Regions from separate parts of the Homo sapiens genome. Here all the other regions are linked to region 1. The links are chromatin contacts, found by Hi-C or POLR2A ChIA-PET in ENCODE. All regions are on one chromosome and are shown on one strand. The core of a region is the stretch at or near the end of the contact, and the rest is flanking DNA. Distances in the headings are between cores, read along the strand shown. Region 1 holds the start of NUDT7 (nudix hydrolase 7). Region 2 holds the start of LINC01229 (long intergenic non-protein coding RNA 1229). Region 3 holds the start of ZFP1 (ZFP1 zinc finger protein). Region 4 holds the start of TMEM231 (transmembrane protein 231).

The links. A loop is a pair of places that touch in the nucleus more often than their neighbours do. ChIA-PET counts read pairs that join two places held with the same protein, here RNA polymerase II (POLR2A). Pooled maps may share reads with other maps.
Region 2: a loop to region 1 is called in a map of gastrocnemius medialis, with 6 times the contacts of the local background. The contact joins the promoter of LINC01229 here to the promoter of NUDT7 in region 1. A Hi-C loop is called at or near these places in 2 of 168 maps with a recorded cell type or tissue (gastrocnemius medialis and naive thymus-derived CD4-positive, alpha-beta T cell) and 9 of 50 pooled maps.
Region 3: a map of B cell shows a loop between it and region 1 (40-fold over the local background). The contact joins the promoter of ZFP1 here to the promoter of NUDT7 in region 1. A Hi-C loop is called at or near these places in 3 of 168 maps with a recorded cell type or tissue (B cell, CD4-positive, alpha-beta T cell and CD8-positive, alpha-beta T cell) and 9 of 50 pooled maps.
Region 4: a map of CD4-positive, alpha-beta T cell shows a loop between it and region 1 (9-fold over the local background). The contact joins the promoter of TMEM231 here to the promoter of NUDT7 in region 1. A Hi-C loop is called at or near these places in 1 of 168 maps with a recorded cell type or tissue (CD4-positive, alpha-beta T cell) and 11 of 50 pooled maps. POLR2A ChIA-PET finds 5 or more read pairs at or near these places in 2 of 52 experiments (Panc1 and activated T-cell).

The regions. Positions count from the first base shown.
Region 1 is chr16:77,719,451-77,723,763 of GRCh38, reverse strand. It overlaps NUDT7 (nudix hydrolase 7), which reads right to left and starts at 1,250. Exons shown (of 4, transcript NM_001105663.3): 1 at 1,147-1,250. The coding sequence starts at 1,181. RefSeq lists a silencer at 1,275-1,404 and an enhancer at 1,118-1,412.
Region 2 is chr16:79,768,249-79,772,185 of GRCh38, reverse strand. LINC01229 (long intergenic non-protein coding RNA 1229) reads right to left here and starts at 1,715. Exons shown (of 4, transcript NR_104660.1): 1 at 1,659-1,715. MAFTRR (MAF transcriptional regulator RNA) reads left to right here and starts at 1,654. Exons shown (of 6, transcript NR_104663.1): 1 at 1,654-1,739; 2 at 2,964-3,033. RefSeq lists silencers at 1,395-1,444, 1,369-1,567 and an enhancer at 1,565-1,614.
Region 3 is chr16:75,146,992-75,151,413 of GRCh38, reverse strand. It overlaps ZFP1 (ZFP1 zinc finger protein), which reads right to left and starts at 2,890. Exons shown (of 4, transcript NM_153688.4): 1 at 2,771-2,890. RefSeq lists a silencer at 2,300-2,669 and an enhancer at 3,030-3,079.
Region 4 is chr16:75,554,477-75,558,489 of GRCh38, reverse strand. TMEM231 (transmembrane protein 231) reads left to right here and starts at 2,238. Exons shown (of 7, transcript NM_001077418.3): 1 at 2,238-2,419; 2 at 2,517-2,686. The coding sequence starts at 2,281. RefSeq lists enhancers at 1,808-1,917, 1,948-2,027 and silencers at 2,068-2,177, 2,468-2,547.

The sequences.
Region 1 (4,313 bases), core at 1-2,500:
AAAAATTAGCCGGGCATCGTGGCACATGCCTGTAATCCCAGCTACTCAGAAGGTTGAGGCAGGAGAATCGCTTGAACCCAGGAGGCAGAGGCTGCAGTGAGCCGAGATTGCCTACTGCACTGTAGCCAGGGCGGCAGAGTGAGACTCTGTCTCAAAAAAAAAAAAAAAAAAGTGTATACAAATGACTTCTCTGAGTTTCATCTTCATTTGTGTCAGGCTTGAGGATATTTAAGAAGATTAAATGATGCAGTTCATATACTGTGGCTGGCACACAGCTGGTGCTCAGGGAATGGTAACCACTGTCATAAATCTCCCCATCATTAGATAAGCAGTTGTTTGCAGGAGGTATTTGCTATTTTTTGCCTCTTTCTAGGTGGCAGGGTGCTCACCAGATGTGGTTGGGTAACGGCAGTGTATTTCAAAGACCAAATGGCCTGAAAAAAATCAGTGAATGCTGGCACAGGGATTGCACAGTGCATCTGGATGCACGCAGGCCAGCCTCCAGAAAAGGAAACTGTGGGCTGGTGGCTTTTAACCACCCGGAAACCACAGAACTGACCAGACAAACCAGCCAAAGTAAAAGGCTGCAAAAACGTTATCTGTCCACTTTAGGGGCTGGCCGCTGGAATAATCACCAAGGTATCAACAGCAGTAGCAGCCACCCCGTTCTGAGCATGGTCTCAATTTTGACGTTTCTCATTTTATCCTCACAACAGCCCGGCAAGTGATCACAGGGTCACCTCCAGGCTCAGAGAGTTTACGAAACTGACAGACCCAAGGTCACAACTGAAAGTAGCCACCGGGGGACTTGAATCCGGGGCTGCCTGCTGCGGGTCTGTGCCACTGTCGGGGGTCCTGGGGTCCAACTCTGGAGACGCGGATTGCAGAACAGCCAAGCCGGCTGGGAAGGGGAGCAGCGTGTATGTAAACCATACTGGCTTAAGCCGGCTCTGTTCCTGGCCAGAGCAGTGCAAAGGTTCGGGGACCCTGCGGGTTGCTGGAGGCGAGTGCTCCCCCATCCGGCGCTCGCAGGTGGACTGGCGGGAGCTGCAAAATCAGTCCCGGCCAAAAGGCCCCGGTGGCCTCCGCTACGATCAAGGCCGGGCCTGACCAAGCTCGGGGTGCCAGGGCCCGGAAAGCCTTTACCTGACTGGCTCCTCGGGAAGACCAAGTCGTGACATTGCCCTGGGGAATGTTTGTTTCCGGGCGGACTCCTCGGAGCTGCTCGGTCGGTCGCGCTTGCGCAGAGCAGCTCTGGGCTTGGGAGCGGCCTAAAGCCAGAGAGAGGGGCGGGGCTTAGAGCACGAGGCGGGGTGGTGTCTGGGGCGGAGACAGGGGGCGGGGCGGTGCGAGATCTGGGATCGGAGGCCGGGATCGGGGCGGGGCGGGGCTTATAGCCAGAGGCGGGACTTGAGGTGGGGAGAGGCGCGGGGCGGGACTTAGGGCCGGGTGTTCCTGGTTGCTCAAAGCAGTTTCTGCCGGGCTCCTTGGGCTTCTATGGAAGCAAGAGGTATAGGAGGAGTTGTGGAATTTAGAGCTGGAAGAGTTAAAAAAAAAAAAAATACAGTGTTGGTGAGGTGATAATATTTTACACTCGCATTCGCTGTTGCTGGAAGGTTAAGGTGATTCATTCAACTTTTTGGAACTGCTGTCAGCACCTGTTCACCGACCACCTGTATGCACTGGGTGCAGATCCCACAGCTAGCGAAAAGACACGTGGAGCTCACAGTCAAATGGTAGAAACATAAATTAATCACACAGGGCTGGATGCAGTGGCATATGCTTGTAATTCCAACACTTTGGGAGGCCAAGAGGGGAGGATCACTTGAATCCAGGAGTTCGAGCCCAGCCTGGGCAACATGGCGAAACCCCATCTCTACAAAATAAAAATAAAAAATTAGCCAGGCGTGGTGGCACACACCTGTGGTCCCAGCTACTCAAGAGGCTGAGGTGGGAGGATCGCTTGAGCCCAGGAGGTCGAAGCTGCAGTGAGCCGTGATAGCACCACTGCACTCCAGCCTGACAGAGGTAGACCGTCTCAAAAATAAGAAGAAGAAGATAAGAAGTTTTTAATGCAAAAAAAAAAAAAAAAAAAAATCACACTGATAAAGCAGTGGCCTTTGGTCCTTCTAGAGCGTGTGAAGGAGAAATGTGACCCAATTAGGAGACAGAAGAGGCTTGGTAGAGGAAATAGAAGTGCAGCTCATCTTGAAAGCAGTAGTTCTCAAAGTGTGGTCCTCAGACCAGCAGAATCAGGATCACTTTGGTCCTGTTAAAAATGTGGACTCTGGGCCAGGCGCTGTGGCTCACACCTGTAATCCCAGCACTTTGGGAGGCCAAGTCGGGTGGATCACCTAAGGTCAGGAGTTTGAGACCAGCTTGGCCAACATGGTGAAACCCCATCTCTACTAAAAAAACAAAAATTAGCCAGTGGCAGGCGCCTGTAATCTCAGCTACTAGGAGGCTGAGGCAGGAGAATCGCTTGAACCTGGGAGGCGGAGTTTGCAGTGGGCCGAGATCGCGCCATTGCACTCCAGCCTGGGCAAAAAAAAGCGAAACTCTGTCTCAAAAACAAAACAAAACAAAACAACAACAACAACAACAACAAAAACCAAGAAAGAAAGAAAGGAAAGAAAGAAAAGAGAAAAGAAAAGAAAAGAAAAAAGACGAAAAGAAAAGAAAAGAAAAGAAAAGGTGGACTTTGGGGCCCATGTCACAACTGCTGAATCAGAAGCCAGGTGTCAGGCCCAGTGATCTGTGCTGTAAGGGGATTCTGATGCTCTGTGCGGGATAGAGGACATAAATGAGGAAAAAGGCAAGGGAGAGTGTTCAAGGAAGAGGGCAAAGTTTGTGCAAAGACAGCAGAAAGGGGCTGGAGAACAGTGTGTGTGAGGGAGCCTGGTGCGAGCTGAGAATCCAGGGGTCAGTGTAGGGCTGACTTCTCCCTTACAGGCACAGGACACACACAGTAATTTTAGGGACCTGTGAAAATGTTTTAATTGTAATTTCTTTTTAAATTAGAAGAAGAAAAGGTATGTAATAAAAGCAATATATAATAATGAATCCAGCTTGGATGATAGTCATTTTATGAATTCAGTCATAAAATATTCACTTTAAAATTATTTTATGGAAGAAGGGGTGCACAAAAACAAAGTAGCTAGGGCCCATGAAAGTAATATTGTGGCTGGCCCTAGGTCAGTGGGGCAGTTTGTGAAATTATTAATGAAATGAAATATTAATGAAATATCGCTGTGATATTTACAACATCCAGTGTTTACACACCGTGACATCAATGAAATATCGATGTGATATTTATAATATCCAGTGTTTACACACTGTGATATTAATAAAATATGGCTGATATTTGTAATATACAATGTTTACACACCGTGATATTAATATAATATCGCTGTGATATTTATAATACCCAGTGTTTCCACACTGTGATATCAATGAAATGTCTCTGTGATATTTGTAATATCAAGTGTTGATGCACCATAACATCAATGAAATATCACAGATATTTACAACATCCAGTGTTTACACACCATGACCTCAATGAAATATCAATATGATATTTATAATATCCAGTGTGTACACACCGTGATATTAATAAAATATGGCTGTGATATTTGTAATATACAGTGTTTACACACCGTGATATTAAGCAAACATCGCTGTGATATTTATAGTATCCAGTGTTTACACATCGTGATATAAATGAAATATCGCTGTGATGTTTATAATATCCAAGGTTTACAAACTGTGATACCGATGAAACATCGCTGTGATATTTATAATACCCGATGTTTACACAAAGTGTTTACACACTATGATGTTAAATATCGTTGTGATTTTTATAATATCCCGTGTGAAATTAATGAAATATCACTGTGACACTCATAATATCCAGTGTTTACACAGTGCTTACACGCTGTTACGTTAATGAAATATCACTGTGATATTCATAATATCCAGTATTTACACACAGTGCTTACGCACTGTGACATTAACGAAATATCGCTGTGATATTCATAATATCCAGTGTTTCCACACAGTGCTTACACACTGCGATATTAATAAAATATCGCTATGATATTCATAATATCCAGTGTTTGCACACAGTGCTTACACACTGTGACATTAATGAAATATCGCTGTGATTTTCATAATATCCATTGTTTACACACAGTGTTTGCACACCGTGATATTAATGAAATGTTGTGATATTTCTAATATCCAGTGTTCACACATAGTGTTTACACGCCATGATATTAATGAAATATCGATGCAATATTTATAATATCTAGTGT
Region 2 (3,937 bases), core at 466-2,965, 2.0 Mb before region 1:
CTGTAGGGTGTGTGCAGAAGTCTAAGTGTGTGTGTGATGTGGGTTGGGGTGGCAAGCTTACAACCTTCCTCCTTCCCTTGAGGTTCGACATTCTCAAAACGTGAGATTCCTCTGGGACATTTAAATAAGCTGTATTCATAGGGGCGGCTACATAATTTGCAGACCCAGTGCAAAATGAAAACACGGGACCTCTTCTTCAAATCGTATTAATAACTTCAAAACAGCAACAGCAGAGCAGTAAACCAAGTGTAAGACCTTCTAAGTACAGAATCTGTGCATTTGGGCTGGTCACACACCCACAAAGCAAGCTGGGGTTTGAGGATAACACATAGAGAGAGTCTGGATTCGATTTTTGCAATATACACCATTTCTTTAGGAAAGTTCAAACTTTCCCTCTGAAGGCTCTAATCTAAGTCTGCTGAATGAATTGACAAGAAATTAACAGGAGAAAAGCCATAACAAAGCTATTCAATCATAGTTTTATGTGACATGGGAGCCCTCAAAATGAAGACCGCAAGTCCCAGATAAAAATAGATACCCCGGGTATCTGTTTTTACCCGGGCTTAAGTTTGATGAAGCATGGATAGCCAGGTAGAAATAGGGTTAGACAAAGAAGAGTCTGATCTAATAGCAAGAGACTGAGGCAGAAAACCCAGCACGGCCTGTCTGTTCAAATTTTTCTTAGCTTCTCTATGTAGCACGTCTTCCTCTCCAGTATGGGGCAGGACCTACAACCCACAAGGTAGGTCAGAGAATTTCTTTATGGCCATTTCTGAAAAGTGCTTGCAGAGGTTCCTGGCATCATGAAACCAGAGTGTCTTGGGAATCAGACTGGCTTGGGTTTGAATCCTGTGTAACCATGTACTAACAGAATTTCTCTGACACTTCCACTCACCATTTTGAACTTCAATTTCCCATCTATTAAATGGAGACAGGGCAACCCACTCTCCGAATTACAATTAATTAGAGGATTAAATGCAATAAGGCATAGAAAGCAAACAAAATTCGAGGTCAAAGCCCGGTACATAATAAATGTTCCAAATTGCCCTTCATTTTGGGCACAGATCTTGCAGATCAGTTCAAACAAAAACACACTATATATTAAAAGTGAGGCTATTGTAATTGAAGACCAAGAGAGATTCGGAAACCTGACAAATCGTTTTCAACCTGTCCGTTCTTTTGCCTCTAATGAGACTTCTCCTTTGGGTGGGAAGAGATGACCTTCTGAAAAGGCCCTCCGTCCGCGTCAGAATTTGGCGACTAAAGCATGCATGAGCTGGGAATGGTGACAAGTTGCAAAGGGAAAGGGGGAGGGTAGGCAGGGTAAGAAAGAAAACTTAGGGCTGGGGTGTGAAGGGTCTCTTGGTTTGTTTTCCTGGCTGGGACAGCGAACTTCTCCGCAGCCAAGTTTCTGGAGCGGGGCCGGCCGCTTCGCGGCTCCCATTGGTCCGGCCGCGGCTGTTGCTAGGCGGATGGACCAATGGCGCGCGAAGGGCGTCTGGGCTCCTCCTCTTCTGGGCCGCGGCTGGAGCCCGGGAAGCGGCGGCGTCCGCGCTTCTCCCGGCGGCTCTTTCTCTTCTTCTTTTTTTTTTTTTTTTTTAAGGCGGGGCGGGGCTGGGGGCGCGGCGTCGCGGAGCTCGGGCCGGTGGAAGGTTTACCTGCTAGGCTCGTCCCACCTGTGTGGAGCTCCCATCGCCCTCCAGCGTTGCGCAGCCTGAAGGGACAGGACGGACAAGCGGGTATTTTTTCCCCCTCACGCAAATGTGTATTTTGTGTTTTAATAATTTTATCAACTCGGTGAACTCTCGCGAGAGCACTCGCTGCGTGTCTTGCCTCTGTCGTCCTTCCCAGTCTCTAACCGGCCCCTGGGCCACCTCTCACAATTGAGCCCCCAGCCCTTGAACACACGCACACACGCACACACGCTGAGCTACCGCCAATGCTTGAGCCCCCAGCCCTTACACACACCCATACACGTGCACAAACACACACACACGCTGAACCAACTTCAACACTTGAGCCCCCAGCCCCTAGAGAGAGACACACACACACACGCTGATGCGGGAGCATTTAGCACAGTTTCCTTGCTGAAAAAGCAGGACCTCGGTTTAGAAAATGGAAATTGCCCAGGAGGAAAAGAGAGCTGAGATATATGCAGCCCCAGGTACTTAGGGTTAGTAATAATATTGTTAATAATACTATCGTTTCTGAGGGGTTTCTACCAGATACTGTGTTGAGTAGTTGCCATGCTTAATCCTATTTAGAGCTTGGTGTGCCCATGGGTAAACAGAGGCACTGAGCAGGGGAGGCAGAAGCAGGACTGGAAACTGTCTGTGTAACTTTGGAGCTCTTGGTTCTATCCACTTACTGGTGTGGTTGCATGGCTGTACAACTGCCCATGTGGTTATGGCCCCCATCTGGGGATAGGTCTCAGTAGAACCTACATCGCCAGGGCTATGCCAGCCTTATGCAGTCCTATGCATAACTACCAATTCTCAGAATGAGCATGTTTATCACCCTTGGCCCATCCTGCCCCATCACTGTATTTAACACTTGCATCTTAGGTGGATCTTCCTCAATAATCCTGGAATGAGTAGAAAAGACCCATGTTCTGTGTGTTTGGGGAACATCTTATCTTCATCCTGCAACACACATCCACCTCGGCAGCTTCCCCTCAACTAATGTGGGAACCACAACTCAGAGAGGAAAGTGACTGGATCAAGGCTACTCTGATCAAAGCTGGTCACTTCCCACATCTGTGAGACAGCAGAGCCAGTTCTCTGCTTGGTGAAGCAATTCCGTAAAAGCATTTCTCTAACAAGTGACTGCAGACTTCACGTGAACTCAGCTGCATACTGGAAGTCACTGTGATTCTAATTTTATGAAGAATTATCAAGTTGAGCATATTTAAAACTGTGTGGGGCTTTTTTTCTTATACAGTTTCCTTTTTTCTTTTTTTCAAGGTGCCTCCTTCTAATTCATCTTCACCATTGTGGTTGTCAATATGGCATGCAGAATTATCCCTCTTTCCAGGTGAGGACGCGGAGACATGGAGACACATGTAGCCCAGACACATAACAACACAGTAGGCAGGCCCAGTCTTGGAGCACAGATTCTTCCTCCCCCTCCCCACACCTTAGCTAGCTTCTTTGCTCTCCCTGAGTGCCTATGGCTTACAAGTTATCCATTTACAACAAAAGGTTGTTTATTCAGAATGTAGGGACTGGGAATACAGAAGCCAAAAAAAAAAAAATGAAGTGAGAAATGAAATCCCTTCTGTTTTGTTGTTTGGAAACTGCCTGGGAAGTGGCCTGCCAGCTAGGAACAGGGTTGGCTGGTGAAGAAGCCCCTGGCATGACATTTTTCTGCTTAGCAGATGCCTGTGTGCCACCCTCGCCCTTGCTCTGAGCCTGGCAGTCAAGGGAAACGTGTCTGTACTCACTGTGCTATTGTCTAAAAGGCTCAGCAGAAAGGCCCCAGCTAGCTTCCTTCTTCCCTTCGCAGCAGGAGAAGACCTAGGCATGCCCACCTCCTACCCTAACAGACAGCACCTAAGAGATGGTTCTTTTGATAACTTAAAGGAGATATTTTTGAACGTCAACACAAGACAGTATCGCCCAGCAAGGGAGAGGTTTTCGACTCCACCCATCCCCAGAGACTCACTTGGTCTCAGAGAGAGAGTACTGTCTCCTTTCCTTAAATCCCCCTAGCTTAAAAAGCCTAGCCAGAACCCTGCCTATAATCTTTCGCCGTAAAGTTTATCTTCTAACTTTTCTTTAAAACCTATGGAAAATAAAAATCGGGATTGGAGCAAAGCAGATTATTCTGTTTGCAGAGGCTGATATAATTGCTGGCTGTTTTCCCTGGGATCGCACTGTAACTCTTTAGGCAGCCCTGAATTTTAAAGGATGTTTGCAAAGCAGCTTTCTTCCTGAAC
Region 3 (4,422 bases), core at 1,641-4,140, 2.6 Mb after region 1:
ACAAAGACCAAATAAGAAAAACAGAAAAAAACCAGCAAGATGGTAGACTTTAACACAACTATATCAATAATTGGCATAAACACACCAATTAAATAACAGAGGTCAAATTATATAAAAAAAGTAAGACCAAACCATGTGCTGTCTATAAGCAGTTTGTTTAAAATATAAAAACATAGCTACATTCAAAGTAAAAGGATGATCAGTTGTAGGAGTCAGGAAATTAAAAAAAAAAAAGATAAAAGAATGGAAAAAGAGGGTCAGGCACAGTAGCTCATGCCTGTAAACCCAGCACTTTGGGAGGCAAAGGTGGGTGGACTGCTTGAGCCCAGGGGTTTGAGACCAGCCTGGGCAACATGGCAAAACCTCGTCTCTACAAAAAATACAGAAAATTAGCTGAGTGTGGTGGCTCACACCTTGAGTCCTAGCTACTCCGGAGGCTGAGGCAAAAGGATTAGGGCGCACACCTGCAGTCCTAGCTACTCGGGAGGCTGAGGCAAAAGGTTTGAGGTTGCAGACAGCTGTGACTGAACCACTGCACTCCAGCTTGGGCAACAGAGACAGACCCTGTCTCAATCAATCAATCAATCAAGGAAGATTCTACGATCAACAGCACAATATTTATTCAAATACACACGAAACAGTTACCCAGAGAGATCATCATATCCTCGACCTTAAAACAAACTACAACAGGCCTGGTGCAGTGGCTCACGCCTGTAAAGCACTTTGGGAGGCCAAGGTCAGCGGATCACTTGAGACCAGGAGTCTACTAAAACAAAATGAAACAAAAATACAATACAAAAACAAACCACAACAAATTTAAAATAATTGAAATTCGTAACACAGTATTCTGACCAAATCAGAATTAAACTATAAATCAATAATATAAAAAGATCTGGGCCGGGTGCGATGGCTCACGCCTGTGATCCCAGCACTTTGCAAGGCCGAGGCAGGTGGATCACCAGGTCAGGAGATAGAGACCATCCTGGCTAACACGGTGAAACCCCGTCTCTACTAAAAATACAAAAAAAAATAAAAAAATTAGCCAGGTGTAGTGGCGGGCGCCTGTAGTCCCAGCTACTCTGGAGGCTGAGGCAGGAGAATGGTGTGAACCTGGTAGGCGGAGCTTGCAGTGAGCCGAGATCTCGCTACTGCACTCCAGACTGGGCAACAGAGCGAGACTCTGTCTCAAAAAAAAAAAAAAAAAGATCTGGAAAATCTCCAAAAACTTGGAAATTATGCAATACAATCTAAATAAATAAGGGTAAAAAATGAAGTCACAAGGGAAGTTAAAAAAATTTGAATTGAATGGTAATGAAAACACAATAAAAAGGCTGGGTGCAGTGGTTCATGCCTGTAATCCCAGCACTTTGGGAAGCCAAGGCGGGAGAATCACTTGAGGTCAAGAGTTCTAGAGCAGCCGGGCCAACATGGTGAAACCCCGTCTCTACTAAAAATACAAAAATCAGCCAGGTGTAGTGGCGGGTGCCTGTAATCCCAGCCAGGAGGACTGCTTGAACCCGGGAGGCAGAGGTTTCAGTGAGCTGAGTGCCACTGCACTCCAGCCTGGGTGACAGAGTGAGACTCAGTCTCAAAAACAACAACAACAGAAAAGAAAATACAAGATATAAAAATTTGAGTGATGTAGTTAAAGTAGTATTTAGAGGAACAGTTACATCAATAAATTGTGTCTGGCCGGACGCGGTGGCTCACGCCTGTAATCCCAGCTACTCGGGAGGCTGAGGCAGAGCACTACTTTAACCCAGGAGGCGGAGGTTGCAGTGAGCCGAGATCAAGCCACTGCACTCCAGCCTGGACGACAGAGCGAGACTCCGTCTCAAAAAAAAAAAAAAAAAAAAGAAAGTAAAGAAAAGAAACGGTACAATACAAAAATATAGTATTACAATCACATAGGACCACCATTTTACATGAGGTCCCTCGTTGACAGAAACACTGTTACGCAGAGCGTGACTGCACCAGAATCATGGGAAAACTTTCGTATTTCAAAGTAGTGAAGAATTTTGGGTGCCCCAAACGGAAAGAACAGTAAATTCCACCCGAGAGAAATTTAAAACGTCAAAACGTATACATGGCAAAATCTACCAGCGAGTAAAATCAAAAGATAAATGAAAAAATATCTGCTGCTCACATAAAGTACCACCGGGTTGTGAGACCTTAGGGAAATCACTTTCCCCTTCTGAACCTCCCGTGTTCCTGGGATAGCGACGGAGATGATAACGCTGGAAGTCACGGGGTGGATGCGAGGATCAGGGGAACACCTCACTGAAGACCCTCTGACAAAGGGATCACGGTTCTCCTTCACCACCGGCAACTGACCAGGCTCCAGTCCTTCCTCCACCCACGAGGCACCGGGCATCGGGGCGTGGCCAGGTGTGTCAGGCCACGCCCCCACCACGCCCCGGCGGGGCCTCGTCCCGCGCGCGCGCGCCCGCCGGGGCTCCAGAACTCGCTCCCGCGCGGCCCGAGCCCTTCGCCGCCCGTCTGAGGCGCATCTCCTGACAAAGAGAAGAAGGCGAAGCCTCATAGCCGCCCTTCCCTCCGCCGTCCCCGCCCCCGCACGTTCGGCCAGGCGTGCCCCGCCGGCCCCGTTCAGAGGCGAGCGCCGGGCAACCCCGGACGCCGCCCTGAGGGTCACTGCCGCCTACGAGTAGCCGAAGTTTGGGCTCCCACCCTGCGCGGGCACGAGCCCATCCCTCATCTCCTTCCCCTCGGCCCCAGGCCGCGCGGAGCTACCTGGAAGCCCCTCTCGTACCTGGAGGGGCGCAGCCTCCACTCGTGGCCCAGTGCCACAGCGGGTCACGGCGCAGGGCGGCGAAGACGCGCGGAGACGGGGGCTCTGTCACCCACTCGCCGCTGGTGGTGGGGGAAGGGCGGCCACCGGCGCGCTCGCAGCACTGCACATGCGCAGAAACAGGGGCGCGGGCCGTTCCCAGGGTCCTCGGAGGGGTGGACCATCCACGTTCGGGACTACATTTCCCACAAGCCTCCGGGGCCGCGGCTTTAGGGACTCTCAGGAAAGTCTTCGCCTTGTTAGGCGGTCTGATGAGCCGACCAAAATAATCTCCTTAGCCTGCACTGTTTTCTTTTTTCCCAGAGTGGGTCGTGAACTACAATTCACCACCTCCCCCTTAAATACAACAACTTGGCTTTTAAACATTACACAAATAATCTATAACTGTATTTAATTAGAATATATGTACAAAATAAAGTATCCATAATCTCACTTTCTAAAGATTAACTGCGTATAACATTAAGTTCGCACTTTGATTTTTTTGTTGTTGTTACAAAACTGGCCATAAAGGTATCATGTGCTGCAACTAGCTTTTTTCCCTTTTTTCCCAGGCCACTTTGTTGAGGTATATATATTTGTTGAGATCTATATATTTAAGATGTACAACTTGATATCTACATTTGTGAAATATTCACCATAATCAAGCTAATTAACATGTGCATCACCTCACATAGTTATTTGTCTGATGAGAACACTTAAGATCTATCTTCTTAGCAAATTTCAAGTACACAATATTGTCAACTATCGTCACATAGCTGTGCATCTCCCCAGAACTACTCATCTTGCATAACTGAGACTTTGTACCCCTTGACCACCATCTTCCCATTTCCCTTCACCCTCAGTTCCTTTCATCCTTTAGAACAGTTTTAGGTTCACAGCAAAATTTGAGCAGAAAATACATTGAATTCCCATATAACCCATGTCCCCCCAGCACACACAACCTCCCCAAAGTTGATATCCCACACCAGAACAGTGTATTTGTTACAATTGGTGAACCTACAGTTAAATATCAGCACCTGGCCAGGCTCAGTGGCTCACACCTGTAATCCTAGCACTTTGGGAGCCTGAGGCAAGCAGATTGCTTGAGCCGAGGAATTTGAAACCAGCCTGGCCAAAATGGTGAAACCTCATCTCTTAAAAAAAAAAAAAAAATACAAAAATTAGCCGGGCATGGTGGCACGCACCTGTAGTCCCAGCTACTCGGGAGGCTGAGGTGGGAGGATCACTTGAGCCTGGGAGGCTGAGGTTTCAGTGAGCCAAGATTGTGCCACTGCACTCCAGCTTGGGTGACCCTGTCTCAAAAAGTATAAATTAAAAAACAAAATCATTGGCACCCAAAGTCCATAGCTTACATTAGTGTTCACTTGATGTTGTACATTCTATGGGTCTTGACAAATGCCTGTAACCATTACAGTATCGTACAGAATAGTTTCACTGCCCCCCAAAAAATCATCTGTGCTCCATTTATTCATCCATCCCACAACCCCTGGAAATCTCTGATATTTTTACTGTCTCCATAGTTTTGCCTTTTGCAGGTTGTCATATAGGTGGAATCATACATATGTTGCTTTTTCAGATTGGCTTCTTTCATTTAGTAATATACATTTAAGTTT
Region 4 (4,013 bases), core at 989-3,488, 2.2 Mb after region 1:
CAGGCGTGAGCCACTGTGCCCCGCCCACAAACCCACACATTCCTTTCTATTGATTCCAGGTCTTTAGATAATAACCAGTTGACAATTGGAAAAATCTCTGAATCTGCCAATTCTGTGGTCTGGAAGCCCCACCCCACCTCCACTTGTCTCATCTTTCAGTACTGAACCAATGTACATCTTACACGTATTGATTGATGTCTTATGTCTCCCTAAATGTATAAACTCAAGTTATACCCTATCCACCTTGGGCGTATGTCATCAGGACCTCCTGAGGCTGTGTCACAGGCATGTCCTTAACCTTGGCAAAATAAATTTCTACGTTGATTGAGACTTGTCTCAGATACATTTTGGTTTACACTACTGACATGCTGTCATTAGAGTGACTTTTCCAAATCACAAAGCTTATCATGTCTTTCCACTTAAATGTCATTTTACTGACCCTTTAACAAATTTACTTATATTTAAATATTTTGTATTTATTTTTTTAGAGACAAGGTCTCCTTCTGTCTCCCAGCCTGGAGTGCAGTAGTGCATTCATGGCTCACTGCAGCCTCCTGGGCTCAAGCCTTCCTCCTGCCCAGGCCTCCCGAGTAGCTGGACCTACAGGCATGAGCCACTGTGCTCAGCCACTCAGGACCTTTTTGTTGTTGTTGTTGTTGTTTGAGATGGAGTCTCGCTGCCACCCAGGCTGGAGTCCAATGTGTGATCTCCGCTCACTGTAATCTGTGCCTCCCGGGTTCAAGCGATTCTCCTGCCTCAGCCTCCAGAGTAGCTGGGATTACAGGTGCCCATCACCATGCCTGGCTAATTTTTGTATTTTTAGTAGAGATGAGGGTTCACCATGTTGGCCAGGCTGGTCTTGAACCCCTGACCTCAGGTGATCCGCCCACCTTGGCCTCCCAAAGTGTTGGGATTACAGGCGTGAGCCACCGTGCCCAGCCATTCAGGGCCATTTGATGAAGAAATTGGCTGTGGACCATAGATTTTTTTAAAAAGTCCTTCTACCATGTTAGAAATATTGGTTGGGGGTGGTGGCGGGGGGGTGTAGGCATTCAATTAAGCAATAAGCCAGTGATCTTTGGGGAGGACCATATATTCCTGTAAAACTCGCGGCTGAGCTGTACCCAACACAGGGTTAACGAAGTGCATCAGAGCTTTGTAGTAATTCCACTCTATCCGTGGAAGAGCCAGGGGATTTGTGTTTCCGTGTCTGTCTTGCATGGGAGCATAGTGGAAGCAACAGAAAATCTGGGGGCAAAAGCACCTGGCTTTGATCTCAGCCCAGGACCAGGTCCAGGACCACGGCCAGGCTTGTGACTGACTGGACTTCAGTAGGAACCACACTGGGGGTTAACAGATGACACAAAAGCAGGTGTTCGTTCTGTGCGGGAGACGCGCTAGGGGAGAAGAAAAGGCACACACACAGTACCTTTAAGGGTAAGCAAGCTTTATCCCACGTAAATGGCAATGCAGATATTATAATAAGCAAATTAATATAATAAGCAGATTGATATAATAAGCAAATTGCAATGGGAAGAGGAGAAGGAAAAAGACATATATATATATATATTTACACTCACCAGACTATGGAGGATTCACCTCCAGACTGGGAAGCAACGACCTGGGCTCCAGAGCCGGCCACTCGTCAGTGCACAGACGAGGAGAGGTCTCATGAAGCTTTTTGGCGTGGTCTGGGACCCTAGATCTTTTTGTAACATGTTGTCTAGCATGAGGCCCAGTCACGAGGGCCCTTTGCGACTGGGCTCAAGGAACACAAAAAGGTCAACTTGTTTTTGCGATTGTTGTTTTTCAATAACTGACGTATAGGAGTAGACTGAAATAGAGATTTCTCCGAAACAGCGCTGGATGAACGCCTCAAGGGGCTCCCACAACCTGTTTAGGGACTTGGTGACCATTGTTTGTGTCCATGTCAGTTGAAATTTAAATATTTAGTTCTTCCTCCTCAGTGTTCAAGTCAACTTTTATGGGCATCTTATTTTACACAAATGTTAACACAGACAACAGCCACGACTCTGGTCCACGGAAACGTTCTATCGCCGCCCAGCCTTTACGCAAACGTACACAGCTCGAAAAGCTAGGCCGACCGTCCCCGGCAGCGCCACGCCCGCTAACCCCGCCCCCGCCACTGGCTCCTTTCGGTGCGGCCTTGCTATTGGCTCCTTTCTGTGAGCCGTCGGTTGCCGTGGAGACCGAGGCGATGGCAACCAGGAGAAGCCAAACTTGGTCCCCCGGCTCGCGGAGTGCCTGCGAGCGGTGCTCATGGCGCTCTATGAGCTCTTCTCTCACCCGGTCGAGCGCAGTTACCGCGCGGGGCTCTGCTCCAAAGCCGCGCTGTTCCTGCTGCTGGCCGCTGCGCTCACGTACATCCCGCCGCTGCTGGTGGCCTTCCGGAGCCACGGTGAGCCTGCCCCGGCCGCTGTGCCACGAGGCTCCCCGGGCGCGCTCGGCCAGGGCCGGCCTCCCTAACCGCCTCCCTACCGCCCTCTTTAACTCAGGGTTTTGGCTGAAGCGGAGCAGCTACGAGGAGCAGCCGACCGTGCGCTTCCAACACCAGGTGCTGCTCGTGGCCCTGCTCGGACCCGAAAGCGACGGGTTCCTCGCCTGGAGCACGTTCCCCGCCTTCAACCGGCTGCAAGGGGATCGCCTGCGCGTCCCGCTCGTTTCGGTGCGTGGTTCCCGCCTGGGCCTGGGGCAGAGTCGGGGATAGGGTGGGGATGGGGACTGGAATGAGGATGTGGGGCGAGCGGCCCCGGCCCTGGGGAGCCCAGCTTTGATCCTAAGGACTCGCGAACCCGCAAAGGTGGCGTTTCATCTCCTAGGACCTAGGGAATCGATCTTCTGTTTCATTCTGCTTCTCCCAGATGTCCCCGGCCCCCAGAAAGTTAGCCATGCTGTCAGCGTGTGCGCCCTGACACAGAGTCCAGAAGTGTGGGGGCAGCCTGTGTCTGCCCGGGTCACACCCGCGGGCCTGGCCTGATGGAGGGTGTTTGTGAAAGTCCATTTAGGAGCCTGGAAGGCCGCGCGCTGTTAATGTAGATAACCCCATTCTGTCGCGGCGTTTCTGCATCACACCACTATAGGAACGGAAAGGGCAGCATTTTTATGCAGACCTGACCCCTGGAAACCAAGGCGCTGATTGGTTAAGCGGCCTTCCCAGAACGCGCTGTGGCCGAGTCACGCCTCCCTGGGTTTGTCCCATTGGAGACTGCGCCATCCTGAAGCTGTCGGGATGAAATGGAAGCATGTTACTGTCTGTAATTTATTTATTTATTTTTAAATTTTTTCACCAGTAGAGCGCTGAGAGGAATCTGTAATTTAGTATTTGCTTTGAGATAAGCGAATGCTTCCTTTGTAGTCACTCCTTTTCACTCATTTTCTGAAAACGTTTTCCTTTAGAAGTATGAAACTTCTGGTTTTCCTTCTTTCAAATTCGAATCTCTTCAGACATATCTAAGATGATTGCCCTACAAGCCAACCTTGTATAGCTGAGGAGAAAAGAAAATCAGACTTGTTCCCAGCAACTAAATAAAATTGTTTTTAAAAATCCGATTGGTCGTATAAATAACTGCAAAAAAAATAGTAATAGGTTGATGCAAAAGTCATTGCGGCTTTTGCCATTAAAAGTAATGACAAAAAACCGGAATTACTTTTGCACCAACCTAATATGATTCAGGTTACTTTTCTCCTATTACTTTATAAATGTTCTTATATTCTGATTACAAAAGTGCATGCTCATTCTAAAATATGATAGAGTTACAGGTAGATATAATGACAGAAATTGAAGGCTCAGTTTTGTATATGTATCAATACTTATTAATCAGCTGTATTCTTTTTGAGGTTTGCTTTGACTTTTTCACTATTAGGGACAACATTTCTTTTTTTCTTTTCTTTTTTCTTTTCTTTTCTTTTTTTTTTTTTTTTTTGAGACACAGTCTTGTTCTGTTGCCCAGGCTGGAGTGCAGTGCTGCAATTCTCTGCTCACTGCAACTCTG